Linked DNA regions of Homo sapiens: region 1 is linked to region 2. The links are chromatin loops, found by intact Hi-C in ENCODE. Cell type or tissue: Caco-2. All regions are shown on one strand.

Region 1 (5,000 bases), 62 kb after region 2:
AGAAAAAAGTATATTTTTTTCTCATTTTTTTTAACTTAATAACAACAGCAACAATGACAACAGTCAAACTCTTGAATTCTGGTCACAATCCAGATCAATAATTTTTTCCTTGTAGTTACCTTGGAATTAGGTTCTTAGCCCCTCACTGCTCTCTGTATATTTCTGTACAATATTCATCAGTTTAAATAAGTACTTCAATTTCATACCAAAGTGCCAAGACTATCCTATTTTCACTCATCTTTAACTTTCTTCTTTTTCATTTCCCACACCCCTGCCATTGCCAAACAAAACTGATTATCTCTGTTTTTATCTTTCTTTTAGACTTTTTAAGGCAATAAAAAATTGGCTTGCTCAGAAGGCTGATACACTGAGTGTTAGAATAACCCAAAGGTTAGAATGCTTTGGTCAACTTATGGGTATTTTTGATCACGTATATCCATTTTTAAACCTGCCATTCATGATGGATCACTGACCCTGGCCCTGGCCCTGACCCATCTCAAAAAGTTACTAGCATGATTACTGATTAACACTTAGACTGTTGGCTTGAAGTTTAGTAGCCTGAAGGAAAATTTCCAGAGGCATTATAATAAGGAAGTTTAATTAAGAGTTAATGTTGACTCAGGAATATTATGTATAGCATTGATCCACAGTGTTGCTAATGAATTCATTATGCTGCAAATGCAAGTGATTTGTTAGTACATTGGCCAATAAAAGTGAAATCTGTCTCAACAAGAATGTTGAAAGAAAGAAGGCAGTGAAACTTTCATCTCCACTGGGAGTGAACTAACTTGCCAAATCTGGGTCATCAATCATAGTAAAATGTTCAAAACAAATAATGCATCTTTCATGGTTCACTGTATTCATCAGCACTTTTGAAGTCACCAGTCTAGAGTAGTCGCCTTTGGCCAAGTTTTCAGTAGCCTGTGGTTTAGGCAATAAGCCTCAACTGTCTTTCTCGAGGATATGTTCCCAGGTGGTTGTACTCCATGGGCCATTTTCAATCAAATCTGAAAGGACAAAAGGGCAGTTCTGTTTATATGAAATGACATCATATTATAACCTCAAAATTGTTGTCTTAAAAGTCAAATCATTATCTAAAAGGTCTCTTAGAATTACTTAGAGCTTGAATGCAAAAGACTGAATTTCCCACTCACGTACTTCGCCAACACTCATTACATAGGCAAAAAAGTATAGTAAGTGTCACTTATGTGAGCCTATGTATGTATGTAGTGTTATAGGGGGTGGGGGTGGCAGGAAAGACAGCTCAAATATGAAATAATTGAATTATTCATTGCCACTGTTCTGATTGCCTTTAAAAAAAGTTTTATCTGGAAGTTATTTCAGACACACTGGAAAGCTTCATGGGTAGTGCAAAAAAAAAAAAAAAACCACATGCATTCACTCATTGTAAACATTCCACCTCATTTGCAGTATCACTCTATGTGCACATACACACAAATATACATACACACACATTGTCTTTTTTTCTCTGAACCACCTGAGAGAAAACTGCACACATCATAGCCCTCTATCCCTAAACTCCTCGATGTATTCCTCCCAAGAACAAGGACACTTTTCTGTATAACTATAGTCTCAAACATCTGATTGCCTTTGAATTTTATAGCATGACTTATTTATACCTTTTTACTTCGAGTTCTAACTCAGATACTGAGCTATAGAGGAACAGCTCAACTATTAGTTGAGGGATAGCTCAGATGTCTGATGGAAAAAAGTCACATCAGTAACATTTTGAATTCTGCAAATATACACAATATGCCAATGTATGGGAGATAACTAAATACTGGTTTTAGAGAAAATAGATGAGTTAATACAAATAGAGATTCCCCTTAATTAATAGATCTTATATGTTTGGTTATATGTCTTATCCATGCTATTATAGCTAGCTAGCATTCATTAGGACAGCCAGAGAATCTTGTCTTTCTGTATTTTTATACTGTTTTTCTTCTTCTGATCAGCCGATTCCAGGTTTTGAAAGAATGAAGTAGTTCCTACTTAGATAATGCTATTGCCTTGCTCCTTAACAGTAAGCAGTGGAGAAGCAGAGTGGACGCTGGTGATGCTGCCTTTAGTCCTGGAGGGAGTGTCAACCAGTGGGTAATCATTCTGACCCTGCAACACAACCATCCCTTCACTATTTCAGTGAAGGTCTCTACTTCGGTGGTAGGTCTCTACTCAACATGGTACTTATAGCCGTTTTATACTTGCTATCTTAAAAAAATATGCAGGCTTTCACTGCTGTGAACAGATAATTGATATTTATGTTTCATAATCTGTGAAGATAGCTAACACATTTCTGACAGTTGCAATTTTTTTTCCCAAAACGAGTTTGAGCATGCCTATCCCTCTCTACCCAAGTATATTTAACAGCATTTCTATCTATTGGGGAATCTGAGTGAGGATGACAACGTGTCAGGGATTAGAATGGACAGGAAGAGTCTCTGTAAGAGGAGGGTGTGATGCTGGAGCAATTTATGAAAATTGGGTCCCCTGGTAACTGTAGTGGATGTTATACAGACAGTCCTGCAGAGTCATCCACGAGGCTGACTCACTGACAATGTACACATAGAGGTGGGCCTCGAGTGTGTGCAAATAACAAGTTTACTACTGCAGGCAAACTCTTCGTTTATTCATTTGACAGATTTATATTGAGGGGCACTGTTCTAGGAGCTGGGGATTTGGTAATAAATAAGATAGTCATGGTCCGTAACCTCATAGAGCTTACACATAAACTGTTTTGCTTTAAAATATTGTACATTCAGAGGTGTTTGTGCTCCGACCATATGACTGCAATATGTCATTTGATAAACCTTTCAGGCATGACTTGGACCCACCCAGAACTTAGCTTTAAAGCTATCAGATTGACAGGAGGAGAGAACACTGGCTTTAGATGACAAATCATGGAAATAATTATGAAAAGACCATCCAGTTTTTAATGACTTTACAAGAATAGTGTTCTTGTGAGACTATTGAATAAGAAGAAATATATGAACATTTGTATCATTCAACTGTCTAACTGATACCAACACCAATAAATATATGAACATCCTTATTATTCAAGTGTCTAATGAGTGAGGGACAGTGCCTGTAGGAAGGAGAGCCTCCCAACAATGGAAGCAGTGTTATTCTTCATGGTAGGGAGACCATTTTTTGGTTCCTCACAATGACTTCCAGGCTGGAATGATTTCCAAGTAGGGCAGGGAAGACAAATATCTGAAGCCTAAGGGAAGCTCCAGGGTGATTCTTGTAGTTTTGTTTGGCAGACTTTCTAAAAAGCATTGTCAGATAGTTTTGGAGCAAGCAGTTTAGCCATCTACTACCACACAATATATTCAAATCAGAGTAAGCTGGAAGAAAGTCATCCAACATCCAAGTCTCAGCCTGGCCTATGTGAACATACTTCTTCTTAAGACTAAGCTGTAGGGGTACTATGCTTATTACCTCGGTGTGAAATAATCTGTACACCAGCACCCCATGACATGCAATTTACCTATATGACTAACCTGCACATATACCCCTGAACGTAAAATTTAAAAAATTTTTATAGATATGTTAAATTTGAGATGTTTATTGAACATCAAAGCAAAAATGGTGAATGAACAGATATATGACACAAAAAAGACTAAGGTATAATCCTATATCATGAGTGAATAGGAATTTTTTGTTATTGGTGTTTGCGTTAGTTGAGATTTTATTCAGCAGTAAATAGAGAGATTTAAAATAGAAGTGGCTTAAGGAAGACAGATATTTCTCCTTCATGTAAAATCTGAAAGTTGGCAGTCCGAGGTTAATATGGCACCTCTATCCAGTACAGTCTTCAAGGACACGTGCTCTTTCCATCTTATTGCACTGTGAGGTGTAGCCTCTGTTGCTAAATTCAACTCACCATCCAATATGGCTGCTCCGACTCCAGCCATCAACTTCACATTCTAGCCAGTAGGAAAGAGAAAACAATAAATACAGGCAGATAAAAAGATAGATGACAAATTTCTCTTAAGGGAAGTTTCTAGCACATCATATAATATCTACATAACGCTTCTACTACCAACTCATTCACCAAAACTTAGTTATATGGCAACACCTGGCAACCAAGGAGGCTGTGAATTTTCTCTATTTTGGGCAGTCACATGCTTACATGAAAACAGGTATTTGAAAACAAGTGATGAAGAAAAGCATCAATATTAGGGGACATTTAGCAGTCTCTGCCACAATGTTGCCTATTAATAATCCTGCATACATTTTAAATATTTAATATCAGTCTGCAACACTCTATTTGCAAGGTAATGTATAGTATAATCTTTACCATATGAACTTAGTAGCCATGGTGTTCAGGAAAGTTGTGTTATTTTGTGCTAGAATATTTTACCTGCCCTAGGTAAGGGCCTAAAGATAAAATGTGCTAGACTAATTAATTTTAATGGCATATAGCAAGAGATTTCCAGCGTTAAAGATTGCATCTCCACCTGCAATTTGGGAAAGGAAAAACTGATAGCACAAAATAAAAGTAGTGGGTGTCCTGAAAACTGTCTGATGCTCTTCATGTTCTTACCAACTCATATCCTCATCTAAATTTGAATCACAGGTACATTCTGACCTTGTCGTAGAGAGAGTCCTAAAGTCTCACGAGAGAATTACCGTGCTTGTTCTAACAAGACTGTGTTCCAGCAGGCATGCCAAAATTTGATAGCTACAAATAGGGAGATTTGAAAGGAAAGAGGTGGGAGAGGTAATTTCTTTTAACTCAACTGCATCTGGTGGATTAAGGTAGACAATATTACCATTTTGCTGACAGAAGGCAGACATGGCACTAAAGAGGGAGAATGAGCAACCACAGAGCTGATTTAATTTCCAGTGGGGTTTATGGAAGCACCAAAACATGATGTAGCCAAATGTTCCTAAAAGTATGAAGTAATTTAATTTGTTCCATCATTACAAGAAATTAAAGCCAAGCACAATTACATCCCAGTAGTAAAAGGAACCCG
Region 2 (5,000 bases):
GAATTGCTCTCTGTCCAGATCATTTCCTGCAGTGAAAAACGAAGAAAGACTTTCTCCCTTCTTCCCACCTACACATTCCTTTTGTCCCCCAAGATATCCCTTCCTCTTGCCTGGAATCTTCCCAGGCCTTAATTGATTGATTTAGGCCCCCTTTGCACCAGGCACCCTAGCGGAAGCCCAGAAAGCCCCAAGAGTCTGGATGTGTTTTGGAGAGCAGGCTCAGGTTCACTGCACACTAATTTGCAGCAGGAAGTGCTAGGAAGCCCGATGAGGGATGGGAATTAGCAAATAAGGTTGGCAGTCAATTGACAGAGGAAGCTTAAGGAAGAGGATCATTTTGAAAAGGAAAAATAATTTAATCCTTTTCAGGTGTGTTAATTTCTTTCGTGGACCAAATTACCATGGACCTGGAATAGTTGAGATTTTCCCTAAGGTCTGGCTGTACTTCATAGGGAAGAAGCAAGGGTAAGTGCAGTAAATTTGATTATGGACACCAGTCTAACTCTAGCTTAATGAGCCATGGAAACAAAATAGCTCAATCTCTTCTAACTGCTGTAATGCAACACTAGGAGCATTGAGAGCACTGTGGTTTTGGTTACACAAATTTGTAGTACAGGCCTTGCCTCAGCATTTGAACATTTCAGCAAGAGAGCTGAACTTGCTTCGTTCTTCATGTAGCAGATATAAGTCTTTTGGAATTAATTTGAAAAAAAAAGAAAAGAAAAGAAAAGAAATGTACCCAGAAAGCAAGAGATCTTAAATGTATCCAAAACCTAGAACAAACAAACATTAACATTTGCCATAATTACTGTGGGTGTTTTTAATAAAAATATATAGATAGATAATTTTGGAGGTTGCATTTCCCCACCATCACTGCCAGCCTCATTTTTCTTCCATCCTCTCCAGAACAACCTCTGCCATAAATTTAGGAAATAGTCAACCTGTTCACATTTTCATCTTTTTACTATATATGTTCTTATTCACAAACGAATATGTTGTAGTTATAAAAAGTCATCAGTATCTTTTAGCTTATTTTTTTAAATGCAACATTATGTTTGTTGGATCATTTTACTCTTGTCCCAGTGCACCCTGTAATTCCCATGAATTGACAGGTAGCGATAGATCAGCAGTAGTAAAGTAACTGATATGGGTAGGTTAATAGAATGACCCTTTTAAGAAGGGATCTCAAAGAGGGAGGCTAGGTAAGCTACAAAATTATCAGGGCGAAATGCAGTGAGGTAGAAGTGAAAGCAGCTTAGAGTCAGCCTGGGCTAAGATAAATGAGGAGTGGAGCTGCAGCTGGAGGAGCAAGAGAATATGGTCTACTCGAGTATAAATCAAGCTTGCTGGTGAGCAGTTTAGGACTAGCTCCTGGTTTTACAGCAAGACTTTTTATGTGATCTTGACCAAACCACTGCACTTGATTGCTCCTTTCTACTCCTTGGTCCTCACGTGTCAAATAAAACCCCTGAATTGCAGAGCCAAAATGCAAACAAATAGAACTCCTCACTCAACCTCCCTCAGTTTATAAGTAAGGAAATGAAGACCTAGTAAAACATTATAACTTACAGATACCTGTCAGGGCAGAACCAGAAGCTGGACTTGGGCTAGGAAAAGTTGTTCCCCCCTGATTACATTTTCCAAAGGTTATACCTTTTCCACAGTTTCTAAGGTAACATGTTGATTGACTTGACAGTTGTAGAAATATTAGGAAGTGGTATAAAGCCAAGACCATGTTTACTAAACAGTGCTGCTCTTTTTTTTACATCATACAGATGAGAAAGCTGGTGCTCAGGGAATTTAAGCAACTTGCCCAGAGTCACGTAGCTTAGAAGTGTTAGAGCCAAGATTTGGACCCCAGTCTTTCTCACTTTCACAGACTTGCTTTTAACCACTGTGTTATGCTATGCTGCCTCAGTATAAGCTCCTTTCAAACAAACCACTTCCAGTCTCTGACATGCAAGCCCAGAAGTTTTCAGATTTACAATGGCATACTTTTTTTCTATCTGCTAAGTGTTAGATGTCACGGTGTCTGCAATGGAGTAGAGCTTTAGAAATGAGGATAAAACATTTGGTTTGATGTTAGTATTAAGAACTCCAATATCCAAGGCAGGAAACTTGGTAATTAATATTTTAAATGGACTGGAGGGGTCACAGGTATTAAAATCAATATTTTGATGGCAAGATAACAATGTAGGAACAAATAATTGGAGATGTTTAGCAAAATTATGAATTAAGTAGATGTATAAACGGCAGATTATGAAAGGGAAACAAAGATTACCTGGGAAGAGTTTTGTGTTTTAGTCAACTGAATTACCAGAATGGGCAGAAAAAGGAAGTATCAAAGAAGGGTCTGCTGATAGAAAATTAAATAAAGAAGAAGATGCCATGGAAACGTTTTTAGTGCAAATACACTATTGCTCATGGCTGAAGACAGAAAGAAGACTATGTGTGACTTCCAGATGAAGTTCAGGCATAGAGGCAGGGCTAAATAAACAAGCACATAGACCCGAGAATTCTCGTTGATTGATCTTTGGAAATTCGGTATAAATATGATCAGTTCAACCATGCCTTAGCTACTGGATCAAAGGAGACATCTACCGGCTTTGGGAGATAGGAATCTGGAAAATTGACAGACTGAAAAAACCAAAACCAAAGAAAAAAAAAAACAAAAAAAACAGAGAATGCAGAATGCCATTTTAAAAACCCTAAGAGGCTGTGTCTGATGTTACAGGACTCTTTGACTCCATTAGTCTCAATTCTAATATTTAAGTTAAGTGATTGTGGGCATAGAATTTTTTTCAAAACCTGTTTCGAAATGAAGGCTTCCCATACATTGAAGTTAAAAGTGGTCTTGAGAAAAGAACTTCTTAATAGGTAAGGGGTTTTACTTTGGAATGTTGAAAATGTTTGGAACTAGATAGAGGTGGTGGTTGCACAACATTGTAAATGTGCTAAATGCCACTGAATTCTTGACTTTACTATTTTTAAGTTTATGTGATATGAATTTCACTTCAGTAAATTATCTTTGTTGGTGCATAATTACTGTATATATTTATGGGGTTCATGTGATGTTTTGTTACATACACAATATGTATAATGATGGAATCGGGGTATTTACGGTATCCATCACCTCAAGTATTTATCATGCCTGTGTGTCCTCTTTCTAGCTATTTTGAAATATGCAATACCTGTTGTTAACTCTAGTCACCTAATCTGCTATGGAACATTAGAGCTTATTCTATCTGTGTGTTTGCACCCATTAATCAATCTCTTCATCCCCTCCCCTCCCACCTACACACTCCTCCCAGGCTCTGGTATCTATCGGTCTACCTTCATGAGTTCAAGTTTTTTAGCCCCTGCATATGTGAGAACATGTGATATTTATCTTTCTGTGCCCAGTTTATTTCACTTAACATAAAGATCTCCAGTTCCATCCATGTTGCTGTAAATGACGATTTTATTCTTTTTTATGGCTGAATCATATTCCATTGTGTATACCATGTTTTCTTTCTTTCTTCCTTTCTTTCTTGCTTTTTTTTTTTTTTTTTTTTTTTTTGAGATAGAGTCTTGCTCTGTCATCCAGGCTGGAGTGCAATGGTGCCATCTCAGCTCACTGCAACCTCCGCCTCCCGGGTTCAAGCAATTCTTCTGCCTCAGCCTCCCAAGTAGCTGGGACTACAGGCGAGTGCCACCATGCCCGGCTAATTTTTGTATTTTAAGAAGAGATGGGGTTTCACCATATTGGCCAGGCTGGTCTGGATCTCCTGACCACGTGATCCGCCCGTCTCGGCCTCCAAAAGTGCTGGGATTGCAGGCATAAGCCACTGTGCCTGGCCGTATACCACATTTTCTTTATCCATTCATCTGTTGAGGGACCCTTAGGTTGATTCTCCATCTTTGCTATTCTGTATAGTGCTGCAATAAACTTGGGGATGTAGGTATCTCTTTGATACACCAATTTCTTTTCCTTTGGATAAATACCCAGTAGTGAGATTGCCGGACATAGTGGTTAGTTCTATTTTTAGTTTTTTGAGAAATCTCCATGCTGGTTTTCATAGTGGCTGTACTAATTTACATTCCCACTGGTGATATGTAAGAGTTCCCTTTTCTCTGCATCCTAGCCAGCATCTGTTATTTTTTTTTTATTTTTTATTATTTTTTGCATTTTTAATAATAGCCCTCTAACTGGGGTAAGATGATATCTCATTGTGGTATCAATTTGCATTTCCTTGATTATTAGTGATGTTGAGCATTTTTTCATATTGGACATTTGTATGTCTTCTTTTGAGAAATGCCTATTTATGTCCTTTGTCCACTTTTAATGGGATTGTGTGCTTTTTTACTATTGAGACGTTTGAGTTCCTAATATATTCTGAATATTATTCCCTTGTCAGATGAGTAGTTTGCAAATATTTTCTCCCATTTAATAGATTGTCTCTTCACTCTCTTGATTGTTTGCTTTGCTGTGCTATACAGAAATTTTTAGTTCAATACAGCCCCATTTATCTATTTTTGGTCGTGTGGCCTGTGCTTTTGAGGTTTTAGCCATAAAATCTTTGCCTAGACCAATGTCCTGAAGTGTTTCTTCTGTGTTTTCTTCTAGCAGTTTTATGTTTAAGTCTTTAATCCATCTTGAGTTGATTTTTGTATGGTGAGAGATAGGGGTCTACTTTCATTCTTCTGCTTATGGGTGTCCAGTTTTTCCAGCATCATTTATTGAAGAGATCTCCTTTCCCTAATGTATATTCTTGGTGCCTTTATAGAAAATCAAATGTATCTATCATTATGCTCTCTGTCTACTCTAAATCTATCAGTCCACTCTGTAAAAATGTGGATTTGTTTCCAGGCTCTCTGTATTATTCCATTGGTCTATGTGTCTGTTTTTATACCATGTTGCTTTTGTTACTATAGCGTTGTAACATATCTTGAAGTCAGGTAGTGTGATATATTCAGCTTTGTTCTTTTTGCTCAGGATTGCTTTGGTTAGTTGTGCTTTT

What was found. Peaks named below come from ENCODE experiments on the same cell type or tissue, not always from the same donor. Only the 100,000 strongest peaks of a DNase experiment are listed, where the experiment ranks them.
Region 1: it touches region 2 in a loop (4-fold over the local background); 2 of 110 quality-filtered maps call a loop at or near these places.

Annotation. Positions count from the first base shown.
Region 1 is chr5:59,059,092-59,064,091 of GRCh38, reverse strand. All of the region lies in intron 5 of PDE4D (phosphodiesterase 4D), which reads left to right. PDE4D-AS1 (PDE4D antisense RNA 1) reads right to left here. Exons shown (of 2, transcript NR_198970.1): 2 at 582-1,007. Among named protein-coding and RNA genes, the nearest start is that of PDE4D-AS1, 22 kb to the right of the region's middle. RefSeq lists a silencer at 2,463-2,663. In Caco-2, no CTCF peak of the experiment used is centred here; a DNase peak (open chromatin) is centred at 2,561.
Region 2 is chr5:59,120,701-59,125,700 of GRCh38, reverse strand. The region is part of intron 5 of PDE4D (phosphodiesterase 4D); the gene reads left to right. Among named protein-coding and RNA genes, the nearest start is that of PDE4D-AS1, 83 kb to the right of the region's middle. In Caco-2, no CTCF peak of the experiment used is centred here; no DNase peak of the experiment used is centred here.